Regions from separate parts of the Mus musculus genome. Here all the other regions are linked to region 4. The links are chromatin loops, found by intact Hi-C in ENCODE. Cell type or tissue: left cerebral cortex. All regions are shown on one strand.

Region 1 (4,000 bases), 190 kb after region 4:
CCTGTCTAGAAAACAAGCAAACAAACAAAGAAAATGCAAGGAGGTCTTTTGTGACTACAAATAAAAGTAATTTAAGTTTGGAAATTAGCTGTTATTCCAACACTATGCCTATGGAACAGAAGTTCTCAACCTGTGGGTCATTATTTCTTTGGTGTCACATATCAGATATCCTGAATAGCAGATATTTATATCATAATCATAACAGTAGTAAAATTATACTTCTGAAGTAGCAATGAAATAATTTTATGGTTGGGGACACCACAAGGGAAGTTGAGGACAGGACGATTGCTATGGAGTATCATTAATCCCATATCATAAAAAACAAATCCTCCTGCACAATTCTTGTTCGTTGTTCAGTTGTATTATTGTATCACTAACAAATATTAAGAAGTGTTGTGCCCACATATGTCAATGTAAGAAACCGGGATGTGCACTGGCAAGAGGGATAATTTCTGAATTCCACTATTAGATGAGCAGCACCCAGGACTAGTTAGCCCAAAGCTTCCATTTCTTGGGGTTCATGCCACTTAATCAGTAGTTGGTGTTTTATGTGCTAAGTCTTTCTAGAAGCTTCAGAAGAATATCCTAATAATGAAATAAAAAACTTAACTTAGTCTTCTAGAAAGAAAATGCAGTTTCGTACTGGTGTTGAAGCTCATACCGTTCCCATAAAACAGAAACAAATCCAACAACTGTTTGATTGTGTCTGGAGGATAAGAGAGGGATGTAGAGGTCAGTGAATTATAAAACTATCTGTATTGGACTGATCCTTCTTATCAACTCACAGACTCAATGGATCTAAGGATATGTACTGAAAGGAACTTGAGATTAGCATTTTGTTTAAGAGTAGAGAGGAGTAATATGTGTGAAAGTGACTATACCTAAATCTATTGATAGTCTACTAGAAGAGGGAAGGGAAATCGCTCCATGATTCAACCAATCTTTGACGTTCTAAAGCCATAATCAAGAACTTAAAAAGAGTCAGAAGCAAATTATTTCTTGTGATCTGAGCTGAAATGGGAAAGGATCCATTACCTGTTTTTTTCACTGTACCCCCACATATGGTGAGGAAACTATCTTTCAGCCATACCTACAATGGAGCTTTTCACAGATGAGTGTGAAAGTTGGAGCTTTGTGGAACCATATCTTTCCTTCCACCTTTACCAAGTGTATTAGTTATTTTTCTGTTGAAATAATCTTCTTTGACAAAAAAGACTTAGGGACCAGGGGGTTTACTTTGGCTTATATCCCAGTAGGAATGGAGTACACCTGCAGGGAAGGCACAGCAGCAGGCAGGCATAAAAGCAAGAGCAAGAAGCTGGCAGGTAAAATTTTATCCCCCACATAGAAAGCAGAGCAAAACCAGAAAGTGGGGCCATGCTATACCCCAGTTTCCTGAAGGTTCTGTAACCTCTTCAAATATCCCTAAAGTAAGGACTTTGTGTAGAAAATCAATAGCCTATCAGGGCTGTTTCTGAGCCAAACTACCACATATCCGGCTCTGGGGTCAAACTCAGGTCCTCGGGTTTGCCTGGGAAGTGTTTTATGGGTTGAGTTATCTGGATATATCCAGAAGTAGAACCTTTCAACTTGGGCCCTAGAGGTCATTAATTATATCACTTTCTCCAAGGACTAAGATTTCAATGAAAATGCACCTGTCAAAAGCTCAGTAGCTGCTGGTTCTAAAAAAAAAACCAACCAACCAACCAAACAAACAAACAAAAACTACTATGACACCTATTTATCCTTTCTCTCATTTTTAGAGGCCAAATTTCACTCATTTCCATGATAGGAGAGTGCATCCCATTGTAGACTACACTATCACTAGGAAGTTGGCCCTTGACTGTATAAAGAAGCTAGTGAAGCATGAATATAAGAGGGCTAGAGAGTGAGCCAGCAAGCAGCAGCCCTCTAAGGTTTCTGCTTCCAAGTTCTTGCCTTGAGTTCCTGTCCTGACTTCTTAGAATGAAAGACTGTAACGTATAATACAAAATTTCCTCCTCAAGTTGTTTCTGGTCACAGTGCTTTGTCATAGCACAATAGAGCAAGTATAGAAGACAAGAATATTTAATCTCCTCTGAGCACATAGTCTGCCAAACTTCAGCTTGATCCTGGAACATACTAAGCCAGCTATGGCTTTTAGGACTAACCCAGGCTCTTTTTAAATTCTATGGAAATGTGAGCTGATCTTTCCATTCTAAATTGGCTAGGACAAAGTAAAGATCATTCTGAAGGAGGCAATTTTACAAGAATATCTCACAATTTAACTTCCATGGCAATTTAAAGCAATGGTGTGGGGGCGGGACCAGCAGCAAGATGGTGGAATAATTGCTTATTCAAACAGGGTGTGAAAAGCTGAACAGCTCCCTGTGCACAGTTTTAACCTCCACATGCTTCCAAAACTGCCTCTTTATTCAGCAAAAGTATTTCCAACATCCATGAATAGTTACTTTGAAAGTGAATACTGTCATGACAGGTTAGAAAAAGCTATAAGCATAATAACACACACACACGGGCACGCACACACGCACGCACGCATGCACGCACACATACATACATACATACATACATACATACATATTTATATTCTCTAAGCCAGTCTTACACGCGTTCGCGACCGGCCAGGAAAGACGCAACAAACCAGAATCTTCTGCGGCAAAACTTTATTGCTTACATCTTCAGGAGCAAGAGTGCAAGCCCCAAGCCCAAAACGAAAGCGAAACCCCGTCCCTCTTAAGGAGAGTTATCCTTCGCCTAGGACGTATCACTCCCTGATTGGCTGCAGCCCATGGCCGAGTTGTAGTCACGGGGAAGGCAGAGCACATGGGGTGGAGAACTACCTTTGGCACATGTGCAGATTATTTGTTTACCACTTAGAACACAGCTGTCAGCGCCATCTTGTAACGGCGAATGTGGGGGCGGCTTCCCACAGTTCCCCCTTTTCTATTAATAAAAGCAATAGGCCACCCATATTAATGAGAGTGGAGATAGAGGTCAAATCCCCAGTGTGCAGGTAAAGGAGCCGTACACATAACCTCCTTCCAGGCTCATCACCTAGAGGGGTCCTGGTCTGGTCCCGTGTTGTTTTTCCTGGAGGAAGGACACTTGAACACTCAACCTTCTTGAAAAATGACATGTCTCCCTAGAATAGGCTCATATATGCCGCAGAGCCCTTCTACTGCAGTGCTTAGCCGTGCAACTCTCTCGGGCTGCTGAAGCACACTCACTCTATCCCGTGCAATGAGACTAGCCTCGTGGGGTGCAAGAGCTGAATGGCCAGCGACCTATTGCTTAAGCATAGATATATCAGGGGGAGCACCATGTTCTAAAGCTGCAAGCGCCTGGGCAATAACCACCTTGTCTCTCCTAAGTTTGGGCCTTAAGCTTACAGACCAACCAAAGAAGCAACACTAATCCACAGCAAAGTGTATCTCCAAATAATATCAATCCCACCCATTCTTTAAAGAAGGAAAATGCTGAGGAGATCCAATTGGGTAATCCTTTGGTCAGGGACAGGTCCAAGCGCGTGGAGTTGACCTGAAGTCTCAATTCCCGAAGGGTCTGTTCAAATTCAGCCGTCCAATTCTGTAACATATACTGAGAAAGACTTTTTGACAAATTAGCTGCCCTAGTAAATTTCTCATACTGAATGGAAGTAACACACAATCCCGGAAACTTTTGTTCACATCCCAGCTGAGCTATTTGCCATAATACATCTAGTTGTTTCTGGACAAGATCTATGAGTTGATTAACCAGCATGAGACCACCCTGTATCTTGACATTAGCTGAGGCCTGTTTATCTATGACTGTAGTCACTGAGGCTGACAAAGTGTTAATGGTGTCAGTCGTCTGGACCTGTCCAGACAGAGCCAAGGCTGTCTGAATCAAGGCCAAACCCAGTTCCTAGTTAGTGGTAAAAAAGCAGGGGAATACTTGAGCATTATACATCACCGGCATTGGGAGTGGAAATGTCGACATTATCCCCCAACGCTGCTCTCTC
Region 2 (4,000 bases), 590 kb before region 4:
TTCTTACTGATTTCAGTTTTATCCTCTAGTGTCTCCCACTGAAAGAAAGTCATGAGGCCACATGACCCAGCACTGTGGGGCCAGAACTGGGCTTTGCTCTTCAGGGCTCCAAATTGTTCCCTTAAGTAAACTGAATTACACCACAAGCCGGTCTCATCACTGAAGGCTGCACAAGAGCTTCTTGTACCTTTTTAAAAGGCAGAAAGTGCCACATAGCCTTTCAAAGTGCTAACAGCCTGCTTCCTACAGCCATCTGCATTGGCAGACCCTGAGAAGCAGAGCAGGGCAGACCCAGATGGAGCAGAGCAGACCCGGGGGTGGGGGACAGTGTGTGGGAACTGGTGAAGGCAAATTCTGTCCACGTGGGAGCCAAGCCCAGTCCAAAGAGATTTCTATCACATGTTTTCTTTCCTTTGCCTGTGTTGACACATTTCTTTCTGAAAGCAGCCAGAGATTTTAATGGGTGTTTTCATAGAGTGAGTTCCTGACCCCTCCCGGTTCAACACTAGGGAGCTTTAAACAGGATGGAAAATGAACACAAACAGGAATATGTTGGGAAGATACAGTAGGGAAGAATTCTGTGGCTCCCTGTGCCAGTACAAATGCCTGCTTAATTAGAAAAATCAATCTTGGCTGTCCAGGTGACAGATAGGAATCCTCTTTTGGAGGTGAGAAAGTCCAGTCATGGTGAGATAATTTTTTCCCATTACTAAAGGCAGCCTAATGTATGTCTCTAAGCAGTTTGGCTTAGAAGAACTTGTTAAAAACCACCACATTCCTCCTCCCGTTAATTGAATCTTGGTGAAGCGGGGGAGGGAGAACGGGGCAGCTTGCATTAAAAAAAAAAAAAAAAAAAAAAAACCTCTTTAAAGATACCCAAGTTCTGAGAGATGATTTCATAACTGTTATCAAAGGAATGGCAGTGTTTTGATAAGGACCAGAATGGAAACTGTCTGTCCATGCTTATAAAACACTAACTTGAGAGGTTTTGCCTTGCTAGAGAAAATGATTGAAGATGTTGAGTCATCTGCTCTCTGTGACAGACTAGAGGTCTAGGATTCTCTCTGGATGGATAAGGAAACAGCAGCCCACAGGGCTGGTGCACTGGCAACCAAATCCGAATGAGTGTGCTTGCTTGGATGTCCTTTCTCAGGTGCCTTCTGCTTTTTGCTTGAGATGGGAGCACTCATTTGTCTAGTAATTTCCAAGTAGGCAAAACTAATTGTTCAGTGAGCTGGGTATCTACCTTCCACTATATCTCCTTTCACCATTCACTGCTGAAGTAAAAAATGTACACTCTACACCCATTTTATATGGTTTTCTTATATGGGTTCTGGGGATCTGCTTTGCCAGTTGATTCTGGGATTTCAGAGTTTAGCCTGATCACAGCTGCATGTATAGTGACTCCAAGAGCCAGAGAGTAAAGTTGTCTCTCCCCCAGGTCTCTCTGTATGTCCCAGACACCTCGTGGATTCTTTAAAGGAGGCTATGATGGCACCTGAGCTGGCTGTTTTCTTTCCTACTACAGTGTGGGTTTCTGTGACAGCCTTGGATCTCTTTGAGTAGTTGGTTTAAGCTCCATCCAAGACACAAGGTTCACAGCACGTGGCAGTGGAGCCATACTTTCCTGCTTCTGGACTGATTTGCCTCCAGTCTGAAATGTAAAACACCTGTTTTAGCTGTGGCTCCACTTCTGTTTTCTTGGTTTTATTTATTTATTTCTTGGGCTTCCATAATCCTGCCTTTGTAGCTTTTTCTCCCAGGGTGGTTTCTACTGAGGGTTCTTTCTGAGAGAAAAAGCCCCTAATAAAATGCCCAATGCAAAACTATCCTTTGAAGAAATTTAGAAAGCTCCTTGGCTTTAAAAAGAACAAATACAAACCAAACCTGGAAACAAACAGACCAATGCTTCCAAAAAGCCTACCCTCATTGCTTAGAAGGTCTTTCCATGGATTTTTTTTTGTTTCTTTGCCTTCAATATCTCAATTGTTCACTGTGATTCCAGTGATTCCAGGCCTTCCCCCAACCTACACTGGCCAAATATACTTGAGCTAAAGAAAAAAAAAATGTTCTCTGGTTTCATTGAAATCTTGCTAGTCAGTCGTCACGTGGATATTCACATGTGGATTCCATCTGTGGTGTTGAATCATTTCTGGAGAGCCCACAGCTGAGACGGAGCTCATTCATGACGTGAAGCCTGTGGTCCTTATCCCTCTCTATTTTAGGAAGCCAACTGAGTACAGACAGGAGAGGAAACTGGATACTGTCTACCAGGGAATGGTTGGTTAGATTATGAAGCATCTTAAGGTGTCTCTGTTTTCATTTTAGGCATTCGCTTCAGCTTAAAGCATTTATTATTTGATGATACAGGTTTTAAAATAAATCCTTGAAGCGGGACCCAGAGAAGATAGCAGCCTTTATTCAGTTACCCCCACCAAGGGGAGGTGGACGTATAGAAAATGTCTGGCTCTTAAAGGATCCGTGTGTTGTCTTCTTTGGGACACCCATGAGGTCTGGATGAGGTCTGAAGGTCAGTGGGGTGGTTTAAATGGAAAAGACAGAACGACAAAAGATGACCAGGATGACAGAGATTGTCCACGAAACACTGTGTATGTTTAAAGGAGCTAAAGGGATCTGCAACCCTATCGGTGGAACAACATTATGAACTAACCAGTACCCCGGAGCTCTTGTCTCTAGCTGCATATGTATCAAAAGATGGCCTAGTCGGCCATCACTGGAAAGAGAGGCCCATTGGACTTGCAAACTTTATATGCCCCAGTACAGGGGAACTCCAGGGCCAAAAAGTGGGAGTGGGTGGGTGGGTGGGGGGGAGGGTATAGGGGACTTTTGGGATAGCATTGGAAATGTAAATGAGGAAAATACCTAATTAAAAAAAAAGTGTAAAATTCCAAGGAGAAGAATACAACTCTGTGTGAGCACCGTGGACTTCTATCACTGCTTGTGTGGATGGAGCCAAAGGTTTGGGGAGAGTATGATGTTTCCTAAGCCAATATCAAAACTCCATTTCCTTAGTAACCCTGAGGAATCATCTAATGGTTCTTTCTGATGAAAGAAAATCTGAGACTTATCTTGTGTAGGAAATATTTGCTAACATCTCTAAAGCTGGCAGAAGACCCTTTTGTTAAATTGGAATTCTCTCCATCTGTGGTTCTCACCCTTACGTGTGTCTACCATATACTGCAAGCATGTACTACACACACACACACACACACACACACCCCAGATAAGTACTTCCAGATAATATTCATCAGTTTTCTGTTTACTCCTTAGTTGTAGCTTAACGATAGACTTCTGTTGAATTAAGTCATTCCAGGTAACAATTGTACATTTAAAGATTCAGACAACTTTTCTTTAGAGAATTTTGTTTCTTAAAACTTTGGTTGATATCACACTGACGAATGTAGGCTATTCCTGAAAAATAAAATGAGGGCTAAACAGCCCACAGCATCACCCATCTACAAAAAACACAGTCCTTCTTCCCTTCATCAATTACATTTATAGTTTTTTTGTGTGCCTAACTTGAAAAATTACAAAGGCAGCTCATGAGCATGCCATATGTTAAGTACAGTTATAGATGACATGTGATTTTATGTTTATTTCTTCAGTTACTCTCTTCTTAACACCAATGAATGTAGTAGCACAGATAACCCTGCACCGTCCTACAGATAAGCAGATATATTAGTAATCTATCTATCCATCCATCTATCTGCCTACCTACCTATCATCTGTCTGTCTGTCTAGATATAGATATAAGCAAAGAGATATTAGTGACATATTCAGTGCCATACAGAGACATTGATAGGGTTTGATTTACCATTACTGGGTTCGAAAGCCCCCTTTTCACTTATACTATACCACATTGTGTTTCTTAGTTACTTTTACAGACTATTTGTCTCTTTTGGCAAAATAAGTATAAGAAGTAAAGTCACTTATAGGGTCAAGTAGATCCATAAATAGCTACAACTGACAGATTTCACTG
Region 3 (4,000 bases), 230 kb after region 4:
CTTCAAGTCCCTGTATGATAAGTAAGGATTACCTTTCATCCTTTACAGATGGAATATTTGAAATGTAAAATAGCATATCCAAGGCTAGACAGGAACTCAGCACCATGATTAAATAAAAACTCTTGAGTTTTCAACAGCCATGCCTTGGCAGAGGGGTTTATCACATTGCCATTTTATAGAGAGAGCACAGAAACCCAGGAGGGGAATCCTTAAGAATAAACTAAGAATTTTAAAGCAACTTGAAAGTCTATTTAATGCAGGCTGAAGTTCATAGGAAATCAGCTGAATTCTCGCCACTCCTACCTGTAAGTAGCTAGCTGCAGACCAGCAATTTAGGTGACTTTGAATGACCTAAACAGATTGAGTGCTGACAGGAGTGGGCAAGACAAAAGGAAGTGGCAGGGGAGTTTTACATGCTGTCATCTGTGCCTCTAAAGAACACTCAGTCGTATTAGTGTAAGCAATATGTTTACTTATGTTGGACTGCTCTCTGCACTCTACACTGAGGATAGAATGTTGTGAACCACAGCAGAAATTTATAACTTACTTAAAGAAGTTGTCCATTCAGGTAGGTCTTTCTTGTTCACAACTGTCTGACTTGGGCACTGTCAGATCCTATGGTCCTGTGAATAAGCAGTTTGTTCTCTAAACCACTGAGCCATATCTCAAGCCACTGCCCCCACTCGCCAGATGGTTTAATGGACACGACATTGTGAACACATTCTTGCAGGAGAATCTCCCTCACCTTGTGAGGGAAGCAAAGTGGTTGGAGATTGTCATCTCTCTTTTCTTGGTGATGAAACAGAAGCTCACTGGCTTCTGTGGGTTTTCTAGAGTGCACAGTTGAGGGTAGTTGAAGCTAGATTGACTGCAAGACCCCCAGTAACAAGTATATCTTGTCTATATATGTAGCCGGCTTTATACAATTCACTAATTGTCCTGTCCTTGTCTCTGAGTTACAGAAAATTCGAATCAATCAAATGATGGGGAGATCTAGCCATCACTTGGCATTATTTCAGGACCGTTTTCAATCATCACAGTCATAACTACAGCCCAACTGAGAACCAACTGGAGTCTAAGAGCAGATTGTCTCATCGTTTCTAGATTTTTGTAGAAGCTACAACAATCATGCCATCTTAGCAGTGATTAGGTCATCAGAGTTAATAAGGGTTTAGGAATAGTCACTTTGACATATTCATTCTAGTACACTGTGCCAGGAAAAAGGAGTTTTATGATGTAATAGGAAATACAGGAGAAAGAGTAATAAGTACAGCATGACTTATTGCCAAGATGCTAATAAGTGACAATTCTATAGGTACCCTGATAATATGTTATGAAATTATCTATAGTCAAACCACAGGTTATTAAGAGAAAAATCAAGAAAGAAAATAAAGCCAGTTTTGTAGGCAATGATTTTTATTATGTATAATGCTGGCAGGAAAAAAAAAAGTAATAGAAAATGCTGTAAGCAGCAGTTGTGAGAAAGAGCTGAAAAATTGTAAAGGACTTTGATCTCCTTCTGAGTTGCCCATCAAAGAAGGAAAGATCTGCCATGACCCTGTCATTCCAGGCAGATGACTGACTTATAGCTCAGGTGTGGTTTGCATGCTGAGAGCGGCTAGGGCTACAAGCAGCTTGCCAGGCTCTATATATAGGGATGACCTCACCTCTCCTGAAACATAGCAGCTGTTCACCATTTGTGCCATTTGCTGCAAAGGCTTAGTCCATAGCTAATTGAGCACTTCAGTCCTGCAGAGATAGGGGCCTGGGAAATATTTACATGAGATAGATACCTTTATCCAGATGGAAGCTGGCTAGGACAAGATAAGAATATTTATCTCAGAGGACTGTCAGTGCATCTTGACAGGAGTTAGGGGCTGCCTGGGGAGGGGGAAGGAGAGAGATGCCTGCTGCTCATTCAAGAGAAGAGGGAGAACAAGAAACATCAAAATTGTACTGCTGCTGCCTTCTCTCCAAGCAAACTAAACAGAGCCCTCCCTCTGTGAAAACAGTCTGTATTGTTATGATGTCAACTCATCAGGAAGGCTTTTAGAATTTCCCTAGCAAGATAACCACCTCCTTAACTTCTGGATTTCCTGGCCTAGAATTGATTGACAGTTATAGGATCACCAGCAATTCCATAACATTTCTTTTCCCAGGATCTAATAATCTTGCTGGAGGAAACAAGCATCTATAATATCTGGTTGGCCCGGAAGCACTTATCCTAGTTTGATTATTAATGATTTCTGTCAATAGGAAAACCCCCACTGTTCATGGGGTCTCGTTCTTCCCATCTGTAAATTTCAGATATTATCAGATTTAACTTCGGGTTTGCTTCCAGCTTTGAGGGAAAATCCATGAGTTTCATGAAAGTCACTCCCTTCTCAGAGCTTACAAGACATAAAATGCAATGGTCCAAAATAGTAAAAAGATCATTCTGATGTGATTAGTTTGGATGAATATAACATATCCTTGTTATTTTCAGTTTTGAAAATGAGCAGAAACACAGAAAATATGTGGATTGTCCACTTGAAACAAATTAGCAGACTAGTTTAAAGTAAGAGACTATATATAGTGTCACTTATGAATAGATCCGAATATGATCCAGTTACTCTTCTGATTGTGTCCTTCATTTGAGCTCAGAAAAGACATGTCAAGATGAGGAAGTATAAGTGTTGGGCCAGGAATGTATTTGGATTTAAAAATTTAGAATCAAATGTATATATAATATTTGTCCTTCAGGGTCACAGCTTCAATATGAGTAACCAATGCTGACTACACAAGACAGTGAAATCCTCATCAGGCCATTCAATTACTGTCTAGGAAAAAGGAGCAAAGTCAGGAAAGGCTCTGCAGTAACAGTTTTGAGATATTTAGGTTAAAAAACTAGGGGATGGGGCTAAAAACTAGAGTGGAGAAGAGTATAAAGAACATCCTCGGAAGGTTCGGGAAACAGGAAATGGGATGTGAGATATAGAGTCTGGAGTGCTTTGAGCCATGGGTGCAGTAGACACACACGGAAAGGGCTGCATCACCCAGATGGAGAAGTCAATGCTAGGTGTGTGAGAGATTCTTCCACTCGTTGATGGTGAAAGGTGCTAATATACACATGGAAAGCCACTGGACCAGTCAGCACGTGTGTAGGGCACGATGTTCATGCCAGCAGACGAGCATAAGAACTGGTAAAGTGGAGCTTGCTCAAACACTGGGACTCTTGGAGCTCTGAAATGGTAGGAGTGGAATATTCCCTCCCTGCCTCTAATGCCTGCTCTGGAGCAGGTAACCATGACACTCAACCAAGATGACCACAGGCACTCAGTCACATAGCATAGCATAGGACATGGAAAGCTTCTCAATACAAATGAGGTATCTCAGTAGCCTTAGCCTTCAGCTAATGACCTTCCATTCCTGGATATTCTCATGCCCTTTCTCAAAATTATATAATTCTTGGTTCATCATGAATAAAGTCTGTGCATCCAAATCCACGCCAAATAAAGCAATATGAACAAGCAAAGATTGTCTCCGAGAGCTGCTTTATTAGAGATCCCGACAGGGAAGGCCTTCACCTAAAAGAGGCCTTCACTGCAACACTAAGACTCCCAAAGAAGGCTTTCTCTCTTGTCCCACCCCTCCATCCCTCATTTCTAACTTGGTCTGGATCCTCCGCATACTGGACTTAGCTTTCCTCCTTCCAGCCTGGCATGCAGCCATATATGACACACCAAGAAGAAACCTGGACACGTGGACTGGGACCCCTCTGGGACTTTGCCCAGTCTTCTCAGAGCTGGTGTACCTGTGGCATCCAGGTTCCCCAACAGAGGAGAGGCCAAATTTAGGGCCAGAGGCATGCATAGCACATTTCTGTTTTACCTCTTCAATATTCTTTTTAAGAATCTGTAAATTCACCAGGCAGTGGTGGCGCACACCTTTAATTCCAGCATTTGGGAGGGAGAGGCATGTAGATTTCGGAGTTCGAGGCCAGCCTGGTCTATAGAGTAAG
Region 4 (4,000 bases):
CATATTGGTGTAAAACATTGAAAAATGCCTCTTTGGTTACTTCAACTGGTTATGTTTGAACAGTTTTACTTAACTATTGTGCTCTCTCTCTCTCTCTCTCTCTCTCTCTCTCTCTCTCTCTCTCTCTCTGTGTGTGTGTGTGTGTGTGTGTGTGTGTGTGTGAGAGAGAGAGAGAGAGAGAGAGAGAGAGAGAGAGAATTATTTGTGTGAACAAATGCATGTGTGTATATGGCAGGTGAATGTGTGTGGAGGAACCAGAGAATAAGTTCAGCTGTTGTGCCTCAAGCATGGTTCATCTCTCAAAGGCCTGGAATTTAACAAGGAGGTGAGGATAGTCAGCTAGTGAGCCCCAGGTATCTGCCTGTCTCTGCCTTTCACAACTAAAATCATAAGCATTAACTACCACACCCAACTTCCTTACATGGGATCTGGCATTGAGCAATGATTTTCAGCATGTAGGCTGTATTTCCTGAAAATAAAAATAAAATAAATCACCCATGTTACTTGGAATGTGGTGTGAGGTTTTCTTCCATTTTAAGAGTCTCCCTAAATTACTTTATACATATAGCTTGATTATAAAGAATGATTTATATTGAGCTATATATGGATAATGCTCTTTAAAGATTTTAATATACCTCTAAAGATACAAAGCTTCATAAGAATGTTAAATTAGGAAAATATTAAAAATTGTAATAACGTAAAATAAGAGAGAGAGGAAATATTGATTCTTTAGATAAAATGGAAAACATTTAATGTCCTAAAAGGATACGCTTAATTACTCTTGGCCTAGTTATGTCACATTGAGCGAGAGTACTATAAATATACAGGTACTCAATAAATGTTATTTTTTCATTAACAATGTTCATTAAGTTACTTGTTATATATTATTTCTGACTGTAAAGTCAGTAAACATTTATTGTCATTTATTGTAATGACATACATAGTTCAATACCAATGATTATGTATAAGTTATTGCAGGAGATGGTAATAGTGACCTATGTGTGTCCAAAGAGCCTGGTTATCAAAGATCTCTTTTGGGAACCAATCTATATCTTCCCCAAACTATAATTTTTTAGCACTTCTAAATCACATAAAATTCTTTTTCCATTAGTTTATGAATAGGACTTTGTCGGCAAGGAGAGAATGTCAGGTCATAATATTTACTACCTAGTTTACTTTCCAGATTGTTTCTCTCAGTGGGGGCTGAAATGATGGCTTCCCTCTAACCCATCACCTTCTTTTGAACTTTAGGGGCATGTACGCACATGTTGTACACTAATAGACATACACACATAGATACATATAAATAAAAATTAAAATGATTTTTTTTTCTTAAAGAAGACTATAGTGTAGAGCCCAAACCTCATACAATTAAAGGCTTTGGGGCTGCTGAGATGGCTCATGGGGGAAGATAGCTTGTCATCAAGCCCAATAATCTAAGTTCTCTTTCTTTTATCTGCATTTTGGGATGAAAAAAACTGACTTTTGCAAGTTTTAATCTGTCATCCTCAAGTACAATGTGTTACACATGCCCCCTTTACACACACACACACACACACACACACACAGAGAGAGAGAGAGAGAGAGAGAGAGAGAGAGAGAGAGAGAGAGAGAGAAAGAGAGAGAGAGAGAGAGAGAGAGGAGAGAGAGTGTTAATATTTATATTATATGAAGCTAGAAGAAGCCAGTTTTCCAAAGATATTGTCAGCATGGCCCCCTAAAAACCACCCGAAGGGGCCAATTAGATAAACTTAAACCATCTTTACATCCTTATAATATAAATTTATTTCTAACTTTACTCATTAGTCAGGATATGGAGGGATAGTTTCTCTATAGATGCTTGGAAATTTACAGAATGACTGTGCTAAAAAGTACCAATATTGCAAAATGAATTTAAGGGGAAGGCTGTAGTTTAGTACAACATCGTTTAAATACCATACCTGAAACCTTGCCATTTTCCTGAATTCTAAAAGAATGACCTTCTGTATGTACAGCCTTCATACAGTTCAGAAGTGATCTCTTGGTGACAAACTCCCCTTCTACCATCTGTTAGCAGCTTACCTAGCACTGTAACTCCCATGACACAAGAAGCACAGCTTTCTCTCTCGGTGGACAGTGGTGTCGGAAACAGTTGCCTAATAAATATGCTGGACTTCTGGGGATCACTCCCCTTTCTGTTCTAATATTCTCTTATAACTCTCATCTACTTAAGTCTTATGAGCATTTTCCAGAGTCCTCCCCCTGCCCTAGACAGTTCTAAATATGTAGCACTTTCTCTATAATTTCACAAAGCTGAGTCATATAAATACTGCTGATTTGAAAATCTTTTGTATTGCAGTATTTTAAAATGTTGTCAGTAAACTGGGGTCAGTCTAATCTACTTCCCCAAAGGAGAGGGAATTTGAAGGGCAAGCCTGGATTTCTACTAGGAACATAAGACCTCAGGCTATCAAGAACTGGCTGTTTAGTCATAGCATGATGGGGTCAGTGGTCTTTTACATATTCTTGACATATTCTATTTTGGAAAGTGACATTAAAGGGTAAGACCCTGGCACAGAGCAATAATCTAGGCTCAGGAAGACATTTTGTTTTTAAGTTCCCAAAGGAAGGAGAAACAAAAATAAGGTAAAATAAGCAATATTTGAAGAAATATTTGCCAAGTGTTTCTAATTAAACAACAGAATTAAATTGTAGATTCAATCATCTCTATGCAACAAGTAAATATAAATGTAAAAAGATGTCATAGTCAAACTGCTAAGAAAAATACAAAATGTTACTAACTCTTCTTTAGAGTGGTAATAATTAACAATAGCAATACTGAGAACTAACTTTTCAATAGAGTATAATAGCCTGAACAGAGTATAGAAACAGCTTTTAAATGCAAAATAAACAAAGAAATACAAAAGCCAAAAATATATGTCCCCCTTGTTATTCACAGCTCAAATCATGTTAAAAATTAAGGAGAAAACAACTCCTTCAGATGGAACATGAAACTGCAAGAAGCAATGGCAAAATAAGAGAAAGTGTGTTGATTCTGTACTTACAGACTGATGGTCTGAGTAAGATAGGCCCTCATAGACTCATACATTGCAATACTTAGTTCACAGTTGTTGGACTACTGGCAAATATTAGAAGGTATGTGACTATGGGTCAGTACATAGCTTTCAAGCAGAAAATCTTGGTAGCTTCAGCCACCTGGCTCTGGCTTTACAGTCAAGAAGAAAAGGGCGCTTAGAAATCTTTCTCTTCATTTAAGTAAAGTCAATGACACCAGGCATTTGTCAAGGCAGTCACTACATGAAGAGTTTGAAAGGCCATTGCATGAAGCTGAGAAGGTGAAACCTGGACTTTGCTGGAGACCCTAAAATGTTGGAGATACCAGAGTCATAAAATACCTGCCAGTGCTAACAGCTCAAGAGATAAAAGTGTTTTTCAGTTCAACAAAGCTGAAAGGAGTTGGAGATCTGAAGAGCACTTTGACATCAGCTTGGAGATAGAGAATTTGGAGTTTGCTTTGGTCAAGCATTTTCTCTTTATGCACCTTTTCTTATTTGAAATGGTCGTGTACATTCTATGTCATGGTATGTTGGAAGAAAATGGTCTGTGTTTTCTTTTTTCCTTTTTTCTATTGTATATGTCCTTTATTTACATTTCAAATGATATATTGTCATTCCACACATAGAAAAAACCACTATATCACCCACTCCTTGTTTCTATGAGAGTGTTTCCCCACCCATACCCCCTCGCCACCCTCACATTCCCCTACACTGAGGTATTGAGCCTTCACAGGATCTAGGGCCTCTCTTCTCATTGATACCTGACAAGGCCATCCTCTGCTACAAGTGCAACTGGAACCATGGGGCCCTTCATGTATACTCCTTGGTTGGTGGCTTAGTTCCTGAGAACCCTGCGGACATGGGGTCAGGGGGAGGGGTTTGGCTAGTTGATATTATTGTTCTTCCTATGGGATTGCAAACCCATTCAGCTCCTTCAGTCCTTT
Region 5 (4,000 bases), 130 kb before region 4:
CAGAAAACCACAAATAGAAAGAATGCAAAGATCAACAGATGATGGGTAGTTCACCCTAATGAGTTTGTGTGTGTGTATATGGCTCAGTAAACATTGAGGAAGAGGGAGGGGAAAGCATGTAAGAGGCAGAATATCAGGATGTGTGCTGGAAGCAGACTTTCTAGGAATGGAATAAATAAGAATGAATCAATGGCAATAACAATAGACATGCTAACATGGAAGGGAAATTTCATGGGATCTTACTCGTAAATCAATAACTACAGGCAACTAATGACTTCTGAGAAAAGTAGAACTAGCTGCTCCAAGAGATGAGCCTCCCTATAGGTTGTTCAAAAAAAGTTGTCAGGCTTGAAATCATGTGCATACATAAAACAAAAATGGACTTAGTATGCTATCTTTATGTATTCATACATGCATAGACACACACACACACACACACCACCACCACCACCACCACCACCACCACCACCACTAACAACAACAACAACAACAATGAAAGAAATAAACCTACCCATTTGTGAGTGGGAGTATTGAAAGAAGGGCCTATATGAACATAGTGGAGCACAGAAATGCCAAGTCTGCTTCAATAGCTCCTGAAACTTTTTATTATACATTTAAAAATTAAATACCTACATTTATTATTTGATAAAAAAATAAAAAAGAAAGAAGGGCCTAGAGAGAAAAGAGAAAGGGTGAGAGTGGCATAATTCTACTGTATGTAAAAATCTTAAGAAAGCAAAATATAAATAAAATAAATGAATTTTAAAACTCATAAAATAACTATCAGGGCTGGGAGTCTAATTCAATAGATACAGTACTTGTCTGTCTTATGGGAAACTTATGATTTATTGTCATAACCACAGACTAATTTTGTATCAAGTTGTTCTAAATACAAGATACTTTTTCTGAAGTCAAGTCTTCATGAAAGCCCCAGCTGCATAAGCTGCAGAAGAAATTCTATAGGGATGGTTTGTGTGAAACACAGGTGCTGAGAATTCTGAGTAGCTCTGTGTGCTTTTGAGAGACAGTTACAGAAAATGTCACACATTTGACATTGTGGAATCATGAACAGGAGTGCTGTGCCAAATCCATCAACTACATGATTGTGACTGCAAGAGACAGATCGTATCTCTGGAACCAAGTGCCAAAAAGAACAGAGGTCTACAAAAATAAAGCTGTTTTTCCAGGAAAAGATGAGCCATTTTTCTATCCTAAACTCATGATTTCAAATACAAACAGAAATGCTCATTTACACAGTAATTTGGAATCCTGCACATGTTCTCTCTATTCTTATTTCCTTACCATTTTTAACGGAGGGGTCTGAAGTGGGGGAGGGGTATTGAGACTTTAACAGGAAGTTCCAGACAGATTTTAAAGCAGTGACTACACAATTTAGGAGAGTAAATAATATATTTTATACAATGGAAATAGTTAATTTCTTAGGACGGATTTCCAGAATTCCCATCCAGCAATCCATGTGCAACATAATGTGAGGAGTATTTAAATACAATAAAATAATTTCAACAGGCATGAAATATGTTGACTTTCCTGTTTTTCTTGGAGCACACTCACTAACTAATACACTTTGCACCCATCACTTTTACTTTGTATCAAATACTTATTGTCTGAAGTGATAATGGGTAAGGGAACCACAGAATAGAGTATTGCTGTGAGCTCCTGATACATGGTGAATTGCTGTACACTCCATCATAGCACTGTTAGCCAAGATTCCTGTGTTCAGTGCAGAGCTCATTGCAGGAAGCACACACTGCCCCCACATTGCATTTTTGTCTAACAGACATTCTATAGAGGGTGATAAAAATGGAAGCCTTTCTTGTTTTGTTCAAAAAGAAGGGAAATGGAACATGATGGATATAGTTTTCATAATATCACTCTACAGGCATACTTTTAAGACTCATGTTTGAATGCCTGCTTATTATTTCTTTAGTGAAAATATATTAAGATAATAGACAATCTGAGACAAAAATGAAAAAGTATTTGCATATTTGTCTCAATTGTCAGAGATACAATTTTACTTCAGATAAAATTAAAATCTTCTGGGGTGGCTAGGTAGGTGGGTGGGGCAAAATCTATTTCATAAACATACTATAGATTAATCAAGAAAGAATGGATCAAAAAAAAGTATGATTTTTTCCCACAAAGCAGGATTAACAAAATAAGCAAGTCTGGATTTGTGATTACTTTAAAGCACATTCCTATTCAACACAGCAGGGAGGGGTTTGCTCCGTGGAGACATTTACATGAGCACTGTGAGAGAGCCTAGGTAGACATCATTCCCTACAGAAAACAAGGAGGACATGGCTATACAGAGACAAATGCATGTACAATTTGAAATTCTGAAAATGTAAAAATGTTTATAGTTATTCTTCATTGTCAATAGTACCAACATCTGCACATGCTAAAGACTGATATGGAATGTGATATTTGTCTCCAACCTATGCATACTCTTCTGCATGCTTTAAATCATTTCAACATTGCATATGATACCTATTTCAATGAAAATGCTGGGTGAATACACTGTTTAGTATAGGGATACTGGCCTGAAGATCATTTATTTTGTATTGTGTATGCACCATGAGTGAAAGTTATTTTCAAACCAGTTGCGAATTCCAAAGACTGAATACATACATACATTGACTGTGATTATTCAAAACAGCCTCAGGTGTTTGAACACTTGGTCCCCACTGGTAATGCTGTTTTAGAACCTTCAGGAGTTGTTGACTCACTGGAAGAAGAAAGTCACCATTGGGTTTGAAGCCTTTGGGATCTTTAGCCTAACCCACTTCTTTTTCACTCTGGTTCCTGAGGGCAGATGCAGTGTGACCAGGTCAGCTCTTGCTCATATTGCCATTTTTCCTGCCTATTATTTGCTAACCAGAGTCCCACAGTTTTATATATCTCTTCCATTTTTGGTCTAAATGTGACAGTTGTAGTAATTATAGAAAGTTTTGAAGTAAATTAACTCATTTAGCTTGATTACCCCTAACAGTGGCAAATCTCTAACAAAAATGAACCCTTTATCCTTCTATTCTACTTTGCCTGGTAAGTGGGTGGTGGGTTTTGACTCTTGAAAAGACAATCTCGACAGATTCCCCCACATACAAAAAAGAACCTTCACTTTCTAAAGCCACTCCTTTCCTTGTCAGTTTTTCATTATCCTGTTACTGCAGGCAAAATGTTATTGTGCATTGTGCAATTCAAATGCTGATTTCTAGGCCCCCATATCTGGTTGCAATTCTTATAAAGTATCACCTAATTCAATATTGTGCAAGCTTTGCTCTCCATTTATTCTGATTTGTCAATGAAAGCTGCTTAGTCATTGTCTGGGTAGGGGAGAAAATAGGGCAGGACTTCCTCCCAGCCAGGGGAGGAGCAGAAGAGAGAGGAAGTCGAGATAAGTCATGGGTAGAAGAGACCCCAAGAAAACACCTGGAGCAGATTAGTACTAAAATGCAAGTATCGCAGGGATTTTGGCTGGGAGATAGTCAGATTATTTTAGAGTATTAAAAAAGAGTAATACTTCCCAGTTGTTGTGCCTTAAAGTTTGATAAACAAATATAATAGTGCAGTCTCAATTGTATGGGAGGTAGAGAAAAAGGAAAACGATAAGAACTCTTATTAAAAAGCCATGAACATGGCCCTTTCATCACCATGTCTTCCTTGCCATGATGAAGTAACAATGCAGCTTGATGATAAACAAGAATAAATGTCTCTTTCCTTATATTGTTTCTTGTCAGTGGTTTGGTCTCAACAAGAAGAAAAGCAACACACACACACACACACACACACACACACACATATATATATATATATATATATAAAACACATACATACACACATGTATATATGTATATACATATGCACATACATGTAATACACCTAATATGTAATACACCTAGTCTTAAAAATTACCAGAACTTTAGTTAAATGGGATCTTCACAGCATTTGATCCTAAAGAATAGATATCCCAATGTTGTAA
Region 6 (4,000 bases), 670 kb before region 4:
TGAACTAGATTTGTTAGTGTATAGGCTGTGATCTTAAAGGCTAGTAATGGTGACTTCTGAGAAACTTCAGAAGTCATCTTCGTATGCAAACTGTCCATCTTCTTTGGAGTAAGTCAAACCCTAGATATCCGACTCACAAATCCTTGCTTTTCCTATGACACACAGCTGGGAAAGCATCTCCCATCATCCTCAGTAAAGCGATGAACATGCTAGATTCACTTTTGTGTTTCCTATTATATCCTATTATTATTGACATCACTTTTATTTTTAAAACTTTTACATTTATTTGTGTGTGTATGTGTGTGTGTGTGTGTAAACATACCATGGTGCACATGTAAGGTCAGAGTACAGCTTATGGAAGTTGGTTCTCTCCTTTTACTATGTAAGTTCCTGGAATTGAACTTAGTCATAAGGTTTGGCTTCAAGTACTCTTATTTACTGAACCATCTCAGTTGCTTTTATTATTTCTTCTTATTCTCCTCCTCTTCTTCACTCTCTTTAGCTTCTCTTCAACTACTGAGTAAGTTATGAGACTTTTATTTTTAATTTTTTTTGAGATAGCATCTTGTCATCCAGGTTGGCCTCAAGTTTTCTGCTTAGCCAATGGTGGCTTTGGATTTCTGTACCTCTCAAATGCTGGGATCACATGAGCATGACCATGTTCAGCTTTCTGAACTTGTAAAATACACTTCTGGTCATAGAAGCTGGAATAGACGTTGACATCTATAACTGTGTTCTTTCCTCCCTCCCTCTTTCTCTCCCTCTCAACTTCCTCCTTCTTTCCATTAAAAAAAACAAAAAGAAAAAAAAAACCTATTCCTTTTCTTTCTAAAAGCACTAAACAGTCCTGCCTATGTCTTCTTATTTGTGTACAGGTTCAAAGTTCCTCTGAAGGGCAGTTGTGCTCTATATTAAATACTTAAAGCCGGGAGAATTGGTTGTGGCTGACTGTTACAGAGAAGCAGTCTATCTTGGAGGGGAAGGCATTGCTCCTAAGCAGCTTAGTCCATGGGGCAGGTCAGCAAGCAGCAGTGGGGTGAGTGATGCCCCCGCCCAGCTGGCTTATTCCTTTTGCTCTTTTTATTCATTCCACAATTTAACCCCCTGGGATGACATTCAGCATGGGACTCCCTCTTCAATTAATTATCTCTGGAAACACCTTACAGCTGCACTCACAAGAGTGCCATCCAGGTGACTCTAAGGCCAGTCAAGTTGAAAATGAGGACTAACTCTCAGTAGTAGGCTTTGTGGTTCATATGGAATGTAAGTAGCTCAACTGGCTCACTTCTAGAAAGCCATATTTCACTTTAGGACTGGCCAAAGTAAATGGTGTATTCTGTATTCCCAGCATACTTTCAGCATATGTTTAAAAGACAAGTGTTGTAGCACCTCCACATCTCAGTGTGCCTGAGTTCAAAGGCAAGGAAGTATTAGAACAAAGTCCTTTTCGATGGTGGAAATTTCAACATAGTAAGAAATGGTAGGAGTGTGGTCTATGTGTGAGTGTCTCTCATCTAGCCTTATCATGTCACACCTCTTTATTTATGCACTTATTTATTAATTTGGTTATTTTGAACAATCACAGTGCAAGACATTATTTAGACACTGAGAAAAACACACAGATAGCTCAGTGCCCATCTAATTTCTGTTTCAGCAGACTGCTTTTCTTGGGACTCAGACGATACAAGGAGAGATTCTCAGCCTAGCCTCCCTCTTGGGAGGTTCCTTTGCACTAAGAAGTCCATCTGGGGAGCAGGATAAAACTTTAAGAGAAATAGGTATCATTCATGTTTATCCATAGTTACATCTTCGCCTATGTGGCTAAAGGATGGTCCAACCTATCTGTGCAGCCCATATAGAGTATTGCCTGTGTACAGGCAAACTTGCTAGGCATCCCTGAGTCAGGAAGATGGTGTGCTTATCAGGCTTTATCTCCATGCTTCCACACTGCCTGGGACTCCAAGGGTAATGGGATCTACAGAAGACTTGGTGCTCATTCCTGACCCACACGTTTCTGCTCCACCTTCACTATGCTTCTAAGTTGTTCTCAAGGCAAAATATCCTTCTGAGTTATTGCAATGATTTTATCCGAAGGACAGAGTTCATTTCATCTGTACTCTGGGTCCTAAAACTAGCAAAGTGCCTTGTGCCTTCCTTTGTGGAATAAATTAATAACGCAGAGGTATACGGAGGGGGTGCAGAGTGATGCTAAAATGAATCCCCTTCATTTTATAACTCTGTCCTTCTGTTCTCAGCCATAAATAAACTTGGACCTTGGAAGATACAGAGATATAGCAAAGATGGATGAGTAACAAGGGAAATACTCCCTCTAACTCAGATTCTGTGTTAGCTTCTGTTAGCTTCTCACGAAGCAATGAACTAAGTACTGCTTGGTGCTCTTCAGCCGTGTCTGACAAGGTGAGACAAACAAGGTGCTGGGAAGATCACTCTTTTGGTAAAATGCTTGCCTAACAAGTGTGGGGGCCTAGTTTTATCCTTAGAACCCACATTTTAAAAGGCAGATATGGTAGCACAGCCTTGTAATTCAATTGCTGGGGAGGAGGACACAGGTTGCTGGAGCTTTTTCTACAACCAGACTAGGTTTTCGGCAACCTCCAGGTTCAGTGAAAGATTCTAGCTCAAAAATAGAGTAGATGACTCCTCAGGAATGATACCTGAGGTTGACCTATATGTTTCACATGCATGTGCACACATGTGAATAAACAACTGCACAGCATAGCCAGAAAGTTGTGTATAAAAATATAGTATAGGAATAGAAAGCCTTTCAAGGTCCCAAGGAGGGAAGTTTGATTAATTACACACACATATACTTTGAGAGTCAAAATAATTAAAATTATTATTGTTGTTGTTGTGTGAGTATATGATGTATGTATGACAGATGGAGTGAGGAGACTGTTCATGTGACAGAATGCATTCAAAGGTCAAAGAGAAACTTGGTAGAGCTAATCACTCTTTTTTTTTTTTCATTTTGTGGCTTCTAGGGATTGAACTCATGTCAACCCGGTTGTACCCTTTTGTTGCATCTTTGTGCTGGCCTGTTTTTGAGTGAACACTAATTTTCTTATGGGAATGGGTGTCCATGAAGTTCAGGATGTGTGGTGTTTGGCAGAGGCACATGTGCTATAGGCTTGAGCATCACTGAGCTGTTAGCTGGGAGACAATGCAGGGGACCAGGGGAGAGATAAGGCTCTTTTTTCTGTTACCCATCTCTGAGGCTGGTACTTTTCATGTGCCTGGCTGACTCATTAAATAAAGAGCCCTGAGAGAACAAAAGCTTGTGCCCTGAGTTCTGTTATGTCTTTCTTTCTCCATTTTGTTTGCAACCTTAAAAGAATTTATTTTGTTTCATCATTTAGAAATTTGTACTTTGTGTTGTTTCTTTTGTATATTTTCATTTTGATTCCAACTGGTTAATTCTGACCTCTCCTCTGCATTATGTCCACCAGTTTCCAGCTTGCATAGATGATATGCTTTCTCTTGTTTATACAACCTCCCCCTATTTATTTATTTATTGTGTGTGCATGGTGTATGCATATTTGTGTGTGTGTGTGTAGGGGGGGACAAGGGGTGTGTGTATGCGCACGCCAGAAGACAAGTTTTGGAAGTCAGTTCTCTGCTTACACATGTAGGTTTCAGGGAACAAACTCAGGCCATAAGGCTAGTCATATTGCCCATCCCAAATTTCCACACATATCACATACCAGTTCACTGCTTATAGTTTCTTGCTTTATAATTGTTCCTGGTTCAAGTTACACCAGATCAGAGAAATATGACTACAACACACTTCATTAAGCTATAAACATGACAGGGGTCATTCTCTGTGAGAACATCAGGGTCAGACACAGGGGGAGAATCATATGTGTCTTAGAGACAGATAAAAGATATTTTGGAATCTGCCTCTCTATTCCATAGAGGTCAGTGTCATAACTGGGAAAGGGGAGTCCCTTCCATTGCAATCTAATTTGGTCAAAACTTGGCA

What was found. Peaks named below come from ENCODE experiments on the same cell type or tissue, not always from the same donor. Only the 100,000 strongest peaks of a DNase experiment are listed, where the experiment ranks them.
Region 1: a loop joins it to region 4, with 3.0 times the contacts of the local background. A loop is called at or near these places in 2 of 42 quality-filtered maps.
Region 2: a loop joins it to region 4, with 3 times the contacts of the local background. A loop is called at or near these places in 2 of 42 quality-filtered maps.
Region 3: it touches region 4 in a loop (2.5-fold over the local background); 2 of 42 quality-filtered maps call a loop at or near these places.
Region 5: a loop joins it to region 4, with 2.5 times the contacts of the local background. A loop is called at or near these places in 2 of 42 quality-filtered maps.
Region 6: a loop joins it to region 4, with 4 times the contacts of the local background. A loop is called at or near these places in 3 of 42 quality-filtered maps.

The regions. Positions count from the first base shown.
Region 1 is chr3:20,693,833-20,697,832 of GRCm38, reverse strand. No RefSeq gene overlaps it. Among named protein-coding and RNA genes, the nearest start is that of Gm31552, 130 kb to the left of the region's middle. In left cerebral cortex, no CTCF peak of the experiment used is centred here; a DNase peak (open chromatin) is centred at 2,306; H3K27ac peaks cover 1,461 bases.
Region 2 is chr3:21,475,693-21,479,692 of GRCm38, reverse strand. The region is part of intron 1 of Gm31610 (a long non-coding RNA gene); the gene reads left to right. Among named protein-coding and RNA genes, the nearest start is that of Gm31610, 12 kb to the left of the region's middle. In left cerebral cortex, no CTCF peak of the experiment used is centred here; DNase peaks (open chromatin) are centred at 304, 1,049 and 2,139; H3K27ac peaks cover 1,920 bases.
Region 3 is chr3:20,659,755-20,663,754 of GRCm38, reverse strand. No RefSeq gene overlaps it. Among named protein-coding and RNA genes, the nearest start is that of Gm31466, 160 kb to the right of the region's middle. In left cerebral cortex, no CTCF peak of the experiment used is centred here; DNase peaks (open chromatin) are centred at 1,686 and 1,969; H3K27ac peaks cover 693 bases.
Region 4 is chr3:20,888,574-20,892,573 of GRCm38, reverse strand. No RefSeq gene overlaps it. Among named protein-coding and RNA genes, the nearest start is that of Gm31552, 68 kb to the right of the region's middle. In left cerebral cortex, no CTCF peak of the experiment used is centred here; a DNase peak (open chromatin) is centred at 2,175; H3K27ac peaks cover 30 bases.
Region 5 is chr3:21,018,242-21,022,241 of GRCm38, reverse strand. No RefSeq gene overlaps it. Among named protein-coding and RNA genes, the nearest start is that of Gm31552, 200 kb to the right of the region's middle. In left cerebral cortex, no CTCF peak of the experiment used is centred here; DNase peaks (open chromatin) are centred at 1,087, 1,744 and 2,228; H3K27ac peaks cover 1,918 bases.
Region 6 is chr3:21,558,657-21,562,656 of GRCm38, reverse strand. No RefSeq gene overlaps it. Among named protein-coding and RNA genes, the nearest start is that of Gm31610, 71 kb to the right of the region's middle. In left cerebral cortex, no CTCF peak of the experiment used is centred here; a DNase peak (open chromatin) is centred at 2,231.